Regions from separate parts of the Homo sapiens genome. Here region 1 is linked to region 2. The links are chromatin contacts, found by Hi-C or POLR2A ChIA-PET in ENCODE. All regions are on one chromosome and are shown on one strand. Each heading gives the region's core, a stretch centred on a gene start or an enhancer-like site at or near the end of the contact. The rest is flanking DNA. Distances are from core to core; before and after follow the strand shown.

Region 1 (6,548 bases), core at 4,031-6,530, 160 kb before region 2:
TCCAGCCTGGGTGACAGTGAGACCATGCCTCAAACAGACAAAAACACTGAGAGGCCGGGTGCGGTGGCCCACACCTGTAATCCCAGCACTTTGGGAGGCCAAGGTGTGTGGATCATTCGAGGTCAGGAGTTGGAGACCAGACTGGCCAACATGGTGAAACCCCGTCTCTACTAAAAATACAAAAATTAGCCAGGCGTGGTGGCGCGTGCCTGTCATCCCAGCTACTTAGGAGGCTGAGGCAGGAGAATTGCTTGAACAAGGGAGGCGGAGGTTGTAGTGAGCAGAGATCGTGCCACTGCACTCCAGCCTGGGTGACAGAGTGAGACTCCATCTAAACACACACACACACACACACACAACACAACACAACACAAAAATTTGGGAGAGACACAGCTCCAGGAAAGATCTTTACAAATCAGGACATCCTGGTAAGACTCCAGGAGTGCTGACCTCACAGCCTTTAAGGTCCAAAGCCTTCACCAAGGCATCTGCCTGCAGGCAGTGCCCAGCCCAGGGGAAGGTGACAGACCAGATCTCAGGTGAAAAAACCCTGACCCGGGGAACTGTGCTTGCTAGTCAGCCTCTGTGACTAATGTACTGTACCATGCTGGGTAAGCCTTTAGAGCTTCATTTCCTCTGTCTGCAAACAGAAACAGTAAGATCTGTTATTGTGGCTGTCAAATAAGATATTAATGGAAAATGGTTAATGTATCAACCATTTATTGGGTACCTATTGTGTGCAGGCGCTGTTCTAAGTACTTTCAGGCATTTTTCCTATCTGCTTCTCATAGTAACCCGGGAAGGCATTCCTGTCTCCATTTTACCATGAGGAAATGGAAGCTCAGAGAGGATCAGAGATTTGTCCAAGCCCACACAGCTAGCAAGTGGTAGAGCTAAGAGAGAGAGGGTGTGAGAATATTTTTTATTTTTTTAATTTTTTTTTTTGAGGCAGAGTCTTGGTCTGTTGCCCAGGCTAGAGGGCAGTGGTACGATCTTGGCTCACTGCAACCTCCACCTCCTCGGTTCAAGTGATTCCCCAGCCTCAGCTTCCCGAGTAGCAGGGACTACAGATGCGTGCCAACGTGCCCAGCTAATTATTATATTTTTAGTAGAGACAGGGTTTCACCATGTTGGCCAGGCTGGTCTCAAACTCCTGACCTCAGGTGATCTGCCCGCCTCAGCCTCCCAAAGTGCTGGGATTACAGACGTGCACCACCACACCCAGCTAATTTTTGTATTTTTTGTAGAGACAGGGTTTCACCACGTTGGCCGGGCTGGTCTTGAACTTCTGACCTCAGGTAATGCGCCCGCCTTGGCCTCCCAAAGTTCTGGCATTACAGGCGTGGGCCACCGCGCCTGGCCGGCCGGTGAATATTCTTAATTGCTGAGCTAGATTGCCTCTCATGTTGCTAGAGCACAACACTACAAAATGCAAACATATTGTTGATCATAAGGAATAATAAAATCAATTCCACACCAATGTTAGCCTACCCAGTGCCGACCTATGAAGAGCATGTTATATGTGAACCTTTGAGGCCTTTCCGCATAGTTGAATGACAATGACAGCTGCCCTCTATTGAGGGTCTGCTCTGTGCCGGGCACTCTACATTCATTATAGACAATTTCTACAGACAGATTGCAGTAGTTCTGGGAGGAATCCCACAGGCAAGAGAGGTGAAATCACTAGTCCAAAATCACAAAAATGAATGTAAGAGAACAATCTGGATATGAACCCCGATGCCAAAGTCTGAGCTTGGGAGGGTGGGCATCTGGGAGGGCTGCGGGCGCATGAACCAGACCCTCAGGCTCTTGCCTCACCTCTGCACTCCCTGCCATCCCTTTATCAGGGGATGGAGGCAGGTGGCAATGGCAGACCCCTGCCAGCATAGGGACCCTGGGGTAAACTATGCAAAAAGACAAGCCTGGAAAGGGGCATATTTAAGAACTTCAGAGGACAATAGAGCCCAGGGTGTGATCAGTCATGTAAGGCTGTTTGGAGGTGAGGCATTGACACTGATGGGAACAGTCACCATTTGACATTTGCAAGATGCCTGTTCTGTTTGGGGCTGGGAATCGAAGGTAGTGTTGGCTTTCAATGAGTGTATAGTCTAGCCGGAGACAGAAGACTCAAAAAATCGAATCTACACCAGGCATGGTGGTATGCACCAGTTGCAGCTACTGGGGAGACTGAGGTAGGAGGATTGCTCAGCCCAGGAGTTCGAGGCTGCAGTGTATCTGTGAATCGCTGCTGCACTCCAGCCTGGACAATATGGTGAGACCCTGTCTCAAAACAAACAAACAAACAAACAAACAAACAAAGGCTGGGTGCTGTGGATCACGCCTGTAATCCCAGCACTTTGGGAGGCTGAGGTGGGTGGATCACATGAGGCCAGGAGTTTGAGACCAGCCTGCCCAACATGGTGAAACCCCATCTCTACTAAAAAATACAAAAATTAGCTGGGCATGGTGGTGCACGTCTGTAATCTCAGCTACTCAGGAGGCTGAGGCATCAGAAACTCAGGAGGTGGAGTTTGCAGTGAGCTAAGATCACACCACTGCACTCCAGCCTGGGCAAAAAATCAAAACAGAACAACACAACAACAAAAAAATCCCCCCCAGGCCCCAATGAATCTAGGTTAGGAAATGACTGATGTCCCAAGAGAAGCACAAATAACAGGTTGGAGGTCTCAAGGAAGAAAGGTAGTTCTAAGCATATGTGTTAGGGGAGAAAGTAGAGGAAGAGACTTGGGCCTTTGAAAGAATCTCTGGACTAGAAGTCAGGCTTGTGCTGGGCTGTTGGACAGCCCTGGGCTACCCACTCACCAGTCACCATGACATGGGGCATACACACTGCTCCTTCTCTGAGCCTCAGGGGCAACCTCATGGCTCAGAGAGGGTCAGAGGTTTATCCAAGGCCATACAGCTAGAAAGTGGTGAAGCTAAGAGAAAGAGAGAGGGTATGACTGACTCTGTGGTGAATATTCTTTTTTAAAAAAATTGTTTTCTTATGGAGAATGTTAATAAATTCAAGATGGTGAATATTATTGATTCCTATGCTAGTTATTAATTTATTCTTTCTTTCTTTCTTTCTTTTTTTTTTTTTTTGAGACGGAGTTTTGCTCTTGTTGCCCAGGCTGGAGTGCAATGGTGCGATCTCGGCTCACCGCAACCTCTGCCTCCTGGTTTCAAGTGATTCTCCTGCCTCAGCCTCCCGAGTAGCTGGGATTACAGGTGCATGCCACCATGCCTGGTTAATTTTTTTGAGTTTTTAGTAGAGACGGGGTTTCATCATATTGGTCAAGCTGGTCTTGAACTCCTGACCTCAGGTGACTCTCCCACCTCGGCCTCCCAAAGTGCTGGGATTACAGGCGTGAGCCACTGCGCCCAGCCTTATTGATTTATTCTTTCTACCTTTGTTTAATTACCACCTCCTCTATGCCAGGCACTGTACAGTGTAGGCACAGGGGTGAAGAAAACAGGCAAGTTTCCCTACCTTGATGGAGGTTACAGTCTGGTAGATTAAATATAGAATTAAATGAGGCCATCAGTATAAATTTCTCAGCTCAGAGCCCAGCCTGCAGTAACCAAAGCTAAGGTGACTATAATTAGAGCAACTGAACTCTAGGCTCCTCTGCCCTTACTTGCTGTATGACCTTGGACGAGTCAATTCACTTTTCTGGAGCCCAGTTTCCTCTTCTCTAAAACATCTCCAGGTCTGACTCTGGAATTCTATGGCCCTTTCTGTGTCCTTGGCACTGGCAGAGCCTCAGGCTAACTCCCTCTTAGGATGTGGGGACAGATTTGGTGTCATTGGCTTCCCAAGTCCTTGGTCCCCAGAAGATGAAAGATTTTAGGGCAGCCAAACACTGAGGGCCCAGGGCATAAATCTGGAGATTCACAGACACACTGCAGCCTCGAATTCCTGGGCTGAGCAATCCTCCTGCCTCAGCCTCCCCAGTAGCTGCGACTGGTGCATTGGAGCTGGGGAGGGGGATGCAGGGACACAGGACCCCCATGACTTGTGACTGTTCTCCACTGCAGTCGGCCGCTGCAGAAGGGCAGTCACCCCATGTGCAAGGAGCACGAAGATGAGAAAATCAACATCTACTGTCTCACGTGTGAGGTGCCCACCTGCTCCATGTGCAAGGTGTTTGGGATCCACAAGGCCTGCGAGGTGGCCCCATTGCAGAGTGTCTTCCAGGGACAAAAGGTACTGTCTCCAGCCACTTTTACCCCCAGCCTGGGCCTGCTGGGCACGGCCTGATGATTCAGGAGGCAGATTTGATCCCTGTAGATCTGCTGATCTGGCCTTTCAGGAATAGTCTCTCTGGAGGGACTTCCCAGGCCACAGGGACAGCAGCCCTGGCCTTCCTAGGGGAGGCAGCTGAGCTCATGGTTATACTTAGAGCCACTCGAGAGCACCTGGGTGTGGCCACAGGGGAGCGGTCAGACGCCCCAGCCAGGCCACTGGGGTCCTCTCAGGCCACGGCTTCTCCATCCCCCAGACACCTCTTCCTGTGCCTCTCACCTCTTCTCCAAGACTTCACATTCCCCCACAGCAGGAGGCAGCTTAGAGCCTTCTCCCTGGGTCCCTGGGCCTGTGAGGGCCCACCACCCTGTCCGTGCAGTAAGCCGTAGCCACCCCCTTTCCATACTCTCTCTTCCCTACTCCCCACTCTTCTCTAGGTCTCTCTCTTCTAGACGTCTCCAACTCTATTTCTTTTTTTGTCCCTTCTTTCTTAGAAACAAGCCCCTCCTCTGTCAGTTCCTTGCTGTGTGTTTTGGGCAGCTCACTTGCCTGCTGTTGGCCTCACCTGTAAAATAAGGGATGCAGTATCTTTCTAATATCCTCTACTCTGGAGCTGAGCTATACCCGAAAGAGGGGCCAGATCCCTACTGGAGGCTCTTTCTAGCAGAGAGGGGAGGGAGGAAGCCATGTTGCTGCCATGCCCCAGTGGGTAGGCCCTGAGGCTATTTGTGTCTCTCCTCTCCTGACCCCCACACCCCCATCTAGACTGAACTGAATAACTGTATCTCCATGCTGGTGGCGGGGAATGACCGTGTGCAGACCATCATCACTCAGCTGGAGGATTCCCGTCGAGTGACCAAGGTGAGCGGACAGAATAGTCCTGCCTGGGGATTTGGAGCTTTCCAGGGCAGCCTGGTCTCTGGGGAAGGCTCACCCATAGGTTGTGGCTAAAGGTTGGGGCCCGGAGCCTGGGGCGGTCAAGCAGGGATGGCAGGGGAGGGACTAATCCATTCATCCAGTCTCTCAACAAATGCTTCTTAAGCACAGCTGTGTGTCCGGCCCCACCCAAGATGTGGGGGATGGAGGAGTGAACCAGACAGACGTGGTCCCTGAGCTCAGGGAGTGTCCCATCAATAATTCTCAGTATTTATTCAGCACAAATTGTTTTCAGAGCACAGTTCTTCAGTGTGCTGTAGACCAACACTTCCCAAACTTTGAAGTGCGTGAAAATTACGCTGGGATCATGTTGAAATTCAGGTTTTGATTCAGTTGGTTTGGAATGAGGCATAAGAGCTGCATTTCTAGCCAGTTCCCAGGATTTGCCCAAGCTGCTGGGTCCACAGACCACATGTTGAGTAGTGAGACTGTTGAGGGCAGAAGGGAACTTTTCTATCCCTGAAAAAAGCTTCCACGATTTTCCATGTTCACTTGGGGTAGGGATCTGGAGATGAGATGAGGGGAAGGGGTCATCATAATTGCTAGTGGATGAAGAGTTGGGCGAAGGGTAGGAAGGAGGGGAACATTGTGATCACCCACGAGAGGCTCCCGGTCTGATGAGATGCTATTGTCACACCCATTTTATAGAAAAGAACATAGAGAGAAGGGAGCTTCGGTTGAGGAGGGTGCTAGGAAAGGAGCTGTTTTTCCACCTCTCCTAGGACCAAATGATGCAGAGCTTCCCGAATCCAGTCTTGGTCCTGAAAGGGAGGGAAGAGTGTGAACTGGGACATATGGGAGGCCCAGGAAACGTTAATTTGTTGAAGGTCACACAGCTAAAAGGGAAACACAGCTAAAAGGCAACAGAGAGCTGGGCACAGTGGCTCATGCCTATAATCCCAGCACTTTGGGAGGTCAAGCTGGGTGGATCATGAGGTCAGGAGATCGAGACCATCCTGGCCAACATGGTGAAACCCCATCTCTACTAAAAATACAAAAAAATAGCCAGGCGTGGTAGCGTATCTATAATCCCAGCTACTCGGGAGGCTGAGGCAGGAGAATCGCTTGAACCTGGGAGGTGGAGGTTGCAGTGAGCCAAGATCGCACCACTGCACTCCAGCGGGGGCAACAGAGCGAGACTCCATCTCAAAAAAAAAAAAAAAAAAAGGGCAACAGAGAAAGACAGGGCAGATCCCACATTGGGTGACTGTTGCATTGGTCTAAGAGGTGATGCTCCAATGACCAGCTGAGGTTGGGGGACAGGGGGAGGGTGCAGGAACAAGGAAGAACATGTTGTGTCATGTGACCCTAGAGCCTCTATTTTGGAAGAAGGGGCTAGCTGTTTTTCAAGGCATCATCCTCC
Region 2 (6,092 bases), core at 3,018-5,517:
GCTTCTTTTGAACTGTTAGATGCTGAATATCTGTTCACTTTTCAATCCCAATTCTGTCCCAATCTTACCAGATGCTACTGGACTTGAATGGTTAATAAAACTGCACAGTGCTGTTGGTGGCAGTGACTTCTTTTGAGTTAGGTTAATAAATCAAGCCATAGAGCCCCTCCTGGTTGATACTTGTTCCAGATGGGGCCTTTGGGGCTGGTAGAAATACCCAACGCACAAATGACCGCACGTTCTCTGCCCCGTTTCTTGCCCCAGTGTGGTTTGCATTGTCTCCTTCCACAATGACTGCTTTGTTTGGATGCCTCAGCCCAGGTCAGCTGTTACTTTCTTTCAGATGTTTATTTGCAAACAACCATTTTTTGTTCTGTGTCCCTTTTAAAAGGCAGATTAAAAGCACAAGCGTGTTTCTAGAGAACAGTTGAGAGAGAATCTCAAGATTCTACTTGGTGGTTTGCTTGCTCTACGTTACAGGTGGGGCATGTCCTCATCCTTTCCTGCCATAAAAGCTATGACACGAGAATCAGAATATTAATAAAACTTTATGTACTGCTGTAGCAACTCCTGTGAAATGACTAAAGGGAACCTTAATTATTTCTAAAGTAGCATTTGACTCGGGTGGTTAAGGTTGGCAGATACGTCATCTTGTATCCAGAGGCTGTAATAGTCCCCATTGTCAGTGCTTTGCCTCTCAATTCAGGGAACGCCTTTGGCAGCTTTCCTGTGCTATTTGAGAAATAGCCTAATTATACATATTTTGTGCCTCTCAGACATCTGTATAAAAGCTCTTGGAAGCCAAGCACTTATAGCAAAAGATGATTGCTAATACTGCGGTGGGGTCCATGTGTTGCTAACGCATGTGCCTCTGCTGCTTGGGCTGTATCTTGAGATTGGGGTTTTACCAAACTTATTCATGAGAACAATAACAGCCTACCTCAACTTACCTCCTAAGATTGTTAGGATTAAATGGGTTTGTGGCAAGAGAGCACACTTAGAACATAGATATTTAGCATTCCGTATAAATCACGATTACTGTTTTCAACCAGAGGCTAATGAGTGATCTAAGTTTATACTCTTGAGTTGGAAATTATGCAGTTTTTATATTCCTTAAATTGACTTTTAAATTTACTTAAATGATCAATCAGAGGAATTCTGAACAAAGCTTGGTTTAAGGAGTTACGCCCATGTAGGGCAAATAGGAGCAAGTGCAAGTATAGTTGAATACAACAATAGGTTCTGAGCAATATCTAAACCAAGAGGACAGGATGAGGCTTGTGTGCAGTGGTGCAGCACAGTTCATCTTGGCTCCTGTCTCTGGCACATAGCAGGTGCTCTGGGATCTTTAAAATACCAGTTCTGAATAGATGGGAATATAAAGAGGGCCTGAGGGTAGAAACTTGGCATAATGATACGAGGTGTCCTACAAGTGGCAGTGAGCTTTTGTTCATCTAAGACATTTAGGGAGGGAAACTGGCCTCAGGAGAAAGCAAGGGAAGGATCAACAGGCCTGAAAGGATGCCTCATCAGTTACCACCCATCCCATGGTGGCCCTGACTTCCTATCAGAGGGCGATCCTGAGCCCCTGCCTTGTGACAGGCTTAAGTCACAGGAAACTGAAGGGGATGCATCTTACCACAGAAATAGAAGCTCTGGCTTTTCTATTTCACCTTGACCTTTGGAGAAGCACTTAGTCCTGGGCCCCCATTTTCTCCTGGATAAAATGAGATGGTTGGGGGAGATCAGTTAAGTAACTTTCACTCCCCCATTCTTTGCATCTGGCTTGGAGTGAAGAGGAGGAGCGGTGGCACCTACGAGCTTCTGGGGAAGTGTCTCTGGGTATGCATTCCCGGGCCCGGCATTCTCTGCCATCACGGGAGTCTGCGTCTGTCCCAGTGGGGCCAGCCTCTCCCAGCAGTACTTCCAATAGATTGGCCTAATAAGGCCAGAGTGGTTTGACAAGCAGTTGGGGCTGTCACCAAGGAGCAGACTCCATTCCTTTTGTCTTGAATGGAAAATGAGGCTTGTCCCTTCCTGAGGATTTTGTACTTGGGCCTTATGGTTGACTGGGCTCAGTGGAGAGAGGTTTGAAGGACGTGAAGGAGGCCCTTAAATTAACATTTGACAAGCACCTAGATTGTGCTCCACACTGGCCTTTGCGCTAGGGATGGAGAAAAGATGGGGTGGGACCAGCATATCACGTGCCCATGTGAGGGGAAGGAGAGCTGTAGAATGCTTACTTACCTGAGGGTGAGGCTCTCGACCACATACTTGTACTCACCAGGGTGCTTTAGTGCTTTGGTGAAAGGAGTGACCACAGAGGGCTTTGTGGTCTGGGAAGCTTTGAGAGGAGAAAGGACATGAGCTTGTCCTTTTGGAAGTCAGATGAACCTTCCAAGCCAAACCCCAATAAAGCACTTAATTGTTAAACACTTAGTAAGCCTGTGATTGCCACGTGCACAGAGAACCTGCCATAGTTAATGGCCTTTGGCAGGCCCTCCAGGCAGGCCCCCTCCCCATTTTTTTATTCTAAGCAGTGGAGGCTCTTTGAAGGCTTTTGAATGTGGGGGGCTGCAGTGGTCAGTAACAAAACCATTTTAAGGAAGAGAAAGTGGAGGCAGGGTGAGTTGACTGGAGAGTGGCTGCCGTTCAGGCTACGGTGGCCATGGTGGCTGTTGGGGCAGCACAGGGATGAGGTGGGAGGGCCTGCTGGGCTCTGGAGCAATCCATGTGACTGACACTGCACTGAGGAACTGGGACATGTGCTCTAAACTTGGGAAGCTGGAGGAGAAAGAAATCACTCCACTTGGGAAAATGGCAGTGCTACTATTTACTGAGCACTTAACGTCCAGGCATCGTGTTCATTTTCTCCACCATAGAGAAGTGAACAGGCAGAGTAACGTACCCAAGGTCCTAAGCTAGTAGGAGAAGCTTACCCAGGCAGATCTGCTCTAAGCCCTGCACAGGAAGGGGGGCTGCTCTGACAGCTCAGCATCCCCTCGTTGCCCGGAACAATTCCCCTCTGCCTCAGACCTGCTCACAAGTCTCAGCAAATGAAAGCCCTACTATTCAGCCGTTCCCACCTCCTTAAAAAGGCAGGGCCTCTTATCCTTGCATGCCTTGGAGTGAGGTCTCATCCCCCACCCCCAGCACCTTTATAAAGGTGCTCCTGTCTACTCTGTATCATTCTCCCAGTGGAGAATTCTGATTTTCAGTGATGTTTTAGCTGTCCCGGTAAACCTGTGCACCCAGATGACAGTTTGGCTACCTTACTGCGAATTCATTTGTTTGAATCACTGTTAAATGTGGTTCATTTAGGAATACAGAAGATAAAGGCCAAATTTTTTCTTTTCTTTTTTTTTTTTTTTCGAGACAGTCTTGCTCTGTTGCCCAGGCTGGAGTGCAGTGGCACGATCTTGGCTCACTGCAACCTCCGCCTCCCCAGTTCAAGCGATTCTCCTGCCTCAGCCTCCCAAGTAGCTGGGATTACAGGCGTGCACCACCGTGCCTGGCTAATTTTTGTATTCTTAGTAGAGACAGGGTTTCACCACGTTGGCCAGGCTGGTCTTGAACTCTTGACCTCATGATCTGCCTGCCTCAGCCTCCCAAAGTGCTGGCATTACAGGCATGAGCCACCGCGCCTGGCAAGGCCAAGTTTCTTATAGAAAAGCTTCCCCCTTTGGATGGAGGTTGGACTTAGATGCCCTAGAAGTTCCCTTCCAAATCCAAGACTGATTCTCTACAGGGTTGGATTGCAGACCACCTGAGATCAGAGACCATGTCATAGACACAGAGCTGAACTCCAAGGACCCAGACACATTGCTGGTGAGCCAAGTCTCTTGACACTTGCCTCCTCCCTTTTTGCCCAGGTGAAACGAAGGTCCAAAATGTCCCTGTGGCTGAGGCCTCTGCCAGCAGAAGCTGGTATTCTGTACTTAAGGGCGTAGGAAAGGGTTTCTGACTTGTTTCGTACATGCACTTAGATTTTTAAAACTTAGTTGTAGGGTTTGATGAGCTCCAAAATGCAGCAGCTTCATGGAAGGGCTCTGGTTCATAGTTAGAAAGGCCTGGCCTGCTTCCATCGTGGCCAAGAGCAGAGCAGTACCTGCCCAGTCCTTGGGCACCATATCCTACTGAGACAAGTAGGCTGCTGAAATTGGATCCATAGGAAGAAAAAACAGACAGGAAATGAGCCAGCTACCTCATAGCAGCCATCTCAGCAGAAAAGGACTGAGCCTCTCCTGGGCCTGGAGCTTCCAATCCCTGTGGCCTCCTGCTCCCCTCACTGGCAGAAAGCCCCAGTATTCACTGGGATGGGGAAGTCCCCATGCTAAGCCTAGCCTCCCCTCTTCCCTGCTCTCACAGCTCTCTATTTAATAGCAGCAACTAATAATTATTTGCATTGTCTCAGTGAATCCCCAGAACAGCCCTATGAGGTTATCATGGCCATTCCATAGGCGAGAAGTAAGGCAACTGGACCTAGATTAGGGGATTTACCTAAAATGACAACTAGCAAGCAGTAGAGTCAGGACTCAAACCCAGACTTTTAACCCCCATGCTGTACTGCAACTCCTCATGTATCACAAGTGTTACTCATTAATTCAAGTGTCTCCCCAGCTAGAACACAGGGTCCCTGAAAACAGGGACTCCTCCTGTCACATTCACCACTGGATCTCCTGGCTCGTGGTGGGAGGTTAATGTGCTGGATTAAATAATGATGAGTGGGTGGGTGACTCCCACGGTCTACCTCAGGGCACTGGCTTTGTCCTCATCCTTTGCGGACCCCATGTGGAGTAAACCCGATTTTCTAGAAGCAAATGAAGGGTCTGCACCAGCTTTGCAGATGGCTCTGAGGTGCACAATCCTTAATGGAATCCTCCTGGATCCGAACGCACAAACTGGTGGCCTGCAGCCAATGTTGAACCATAGGCATGTTGCATTCAGCCCATGCTGTGTTTTAAATTGTTGAATTAGCTGACAATTCCATGTGAAAATCTGATTTCAAGCTTATCTTGAAAAAAGCTGACAGATCTGGCAACCCTGGGCTTGCAGTCCCACCCAGCGGCCGTCAGCGGACTCTGGGCAGTTGCTGCCCCCTTGAGGCGGGACTTGTGTTCTGCAGCTCTCCATCCCCTTGGGCCCACCCACTTCTGTCTTTCGCTGGATCCGCCCTGCCCCTGCTGGAGGCCCAGCATTTGCAGTCCCTGACACAGAGACTAGTAACTCCATCACTCCAAGTCAGCCAAACTGTTTTTTAGATCAAAAGTCCAGTCAGTATAAAAGGACGTGTAATAGCCTGTAATCCCAGCACTTTGGGAGACCGAGGCGGGCAGATCACGAGGTCAGGAAATTGAGACCATCCTGGCTAACACGGTGAAACCCCGTCTCTACTAAAAATACAAAAACAAGATTAGCCGGGCGTGGTGGCGGGTGCCTGTAGTCCCAGCTACTCGGGAGGCTGAGGCAGGAGAATGGTATGAACCCGGGAGGTAGAGGTTGCAGTGAGCATAGATCACGCCACCGCACTCCAGTCTGGGCAACAGAGCGATACTGTGTCTCAAAAAAAAAAAAAAAAAAAAAGACGTATAATAAAAGTGAATCTCCCTCCCTCCCAGGTCACCTAGCTGTCTCCCGTGTCTCCTTCCAGAGATGTACTGTACCTCTAAGCCCAGTCACCAAACACTTGCTGGCACCTCTATGGGCCAGACACCAGCTGGGTATCAGGATCACATGGTACTTTTTCAAAATATGAGACTCAGGACCCTCAGACCTTTGGAGGTAGAATTTCTAAAATTGGAGCCAGCCTGTTGCTGGGTGTGGTGGTACACACCTGTAATCCCAGCACTTTGGGAGGCCGAGGAGGGAGGATCACTTGAGGCCAGGAGTTAGAGACCAGCCTTATTTATTTAGAGACATAGCAAGATTCTGTCTCTAAATAATTAAAAAATGAAAGTAAATAAAAAAATAAAATTGGAGCCCCAGTGTCTAGAATTTTTTTCAGACAGGGTCTCTCTCTTTGTCACCCAGGCCGGAGTGCAGTGGTGCAAACACAGCTCACTGCAGCCTCAACATCCTTGGCTCAAGCAATC

The links. A loop is a pair of places that touch in the nucleus more often than their neighbours do. ChIA-PET counts read pairs that join two places held with the same protein, here RNA polymerase II (POLR2A). Pooled maps may share reads with other maps.
Region 1: POLR2A ChIA-PET joins it to region 2 with 10 read pairs in H1. The contact joins two enhancer-like sites. A Hi-C loop is called at or near these places in 2 of 50 pooled maps. POLR2A ChIA-PET finds 5 or more read pairs at or near these places in 3 of 52 experiments (H1, IMR-90 and K562).

Annotation. Positions count from the first base shown.
Region 1 is chr1:26,058,828-26,065,375 of GRCh38, reverse strand. TRIM63 (tripartite motif containing 63) reads left to right here. Exons shown (of 9, transcript NM_032588.4): 3 at 4,042-4,210; 4 at 5,015-5,110. Among named protein-coding and RNA genes, the nearest start is that of TRIM63, 5.5 kb to the left of the region's middle. Within about 2 kb of position 5,280, at least 3 of the 41 ENCODE cell types and tissues checked have a DNase peak (open chromatin) inside an H3K27ac peak, as active enhancers do.
Region 2 is chr1:25,894,591-25,900,682 of GRCh38, reverse strand. STMN1 (stathmin 1) reads left to right here. Exons shown (of 5, transcript NM_005563.4): 5 at 1-567. Among named protein-coding and RNA genes, the nearest start is that of STMN1, 8.8 kb to the left of the region's middle. RefSeq lists enhancers at 5,003-5,052, 4,971-5,265. Within about 2 kb of position 4,267, at least 7 of the 41 ENCODE cell types and tissues checked have a DNase peak (open chromatin) inside an H3K27ac peak, as active enhancers do.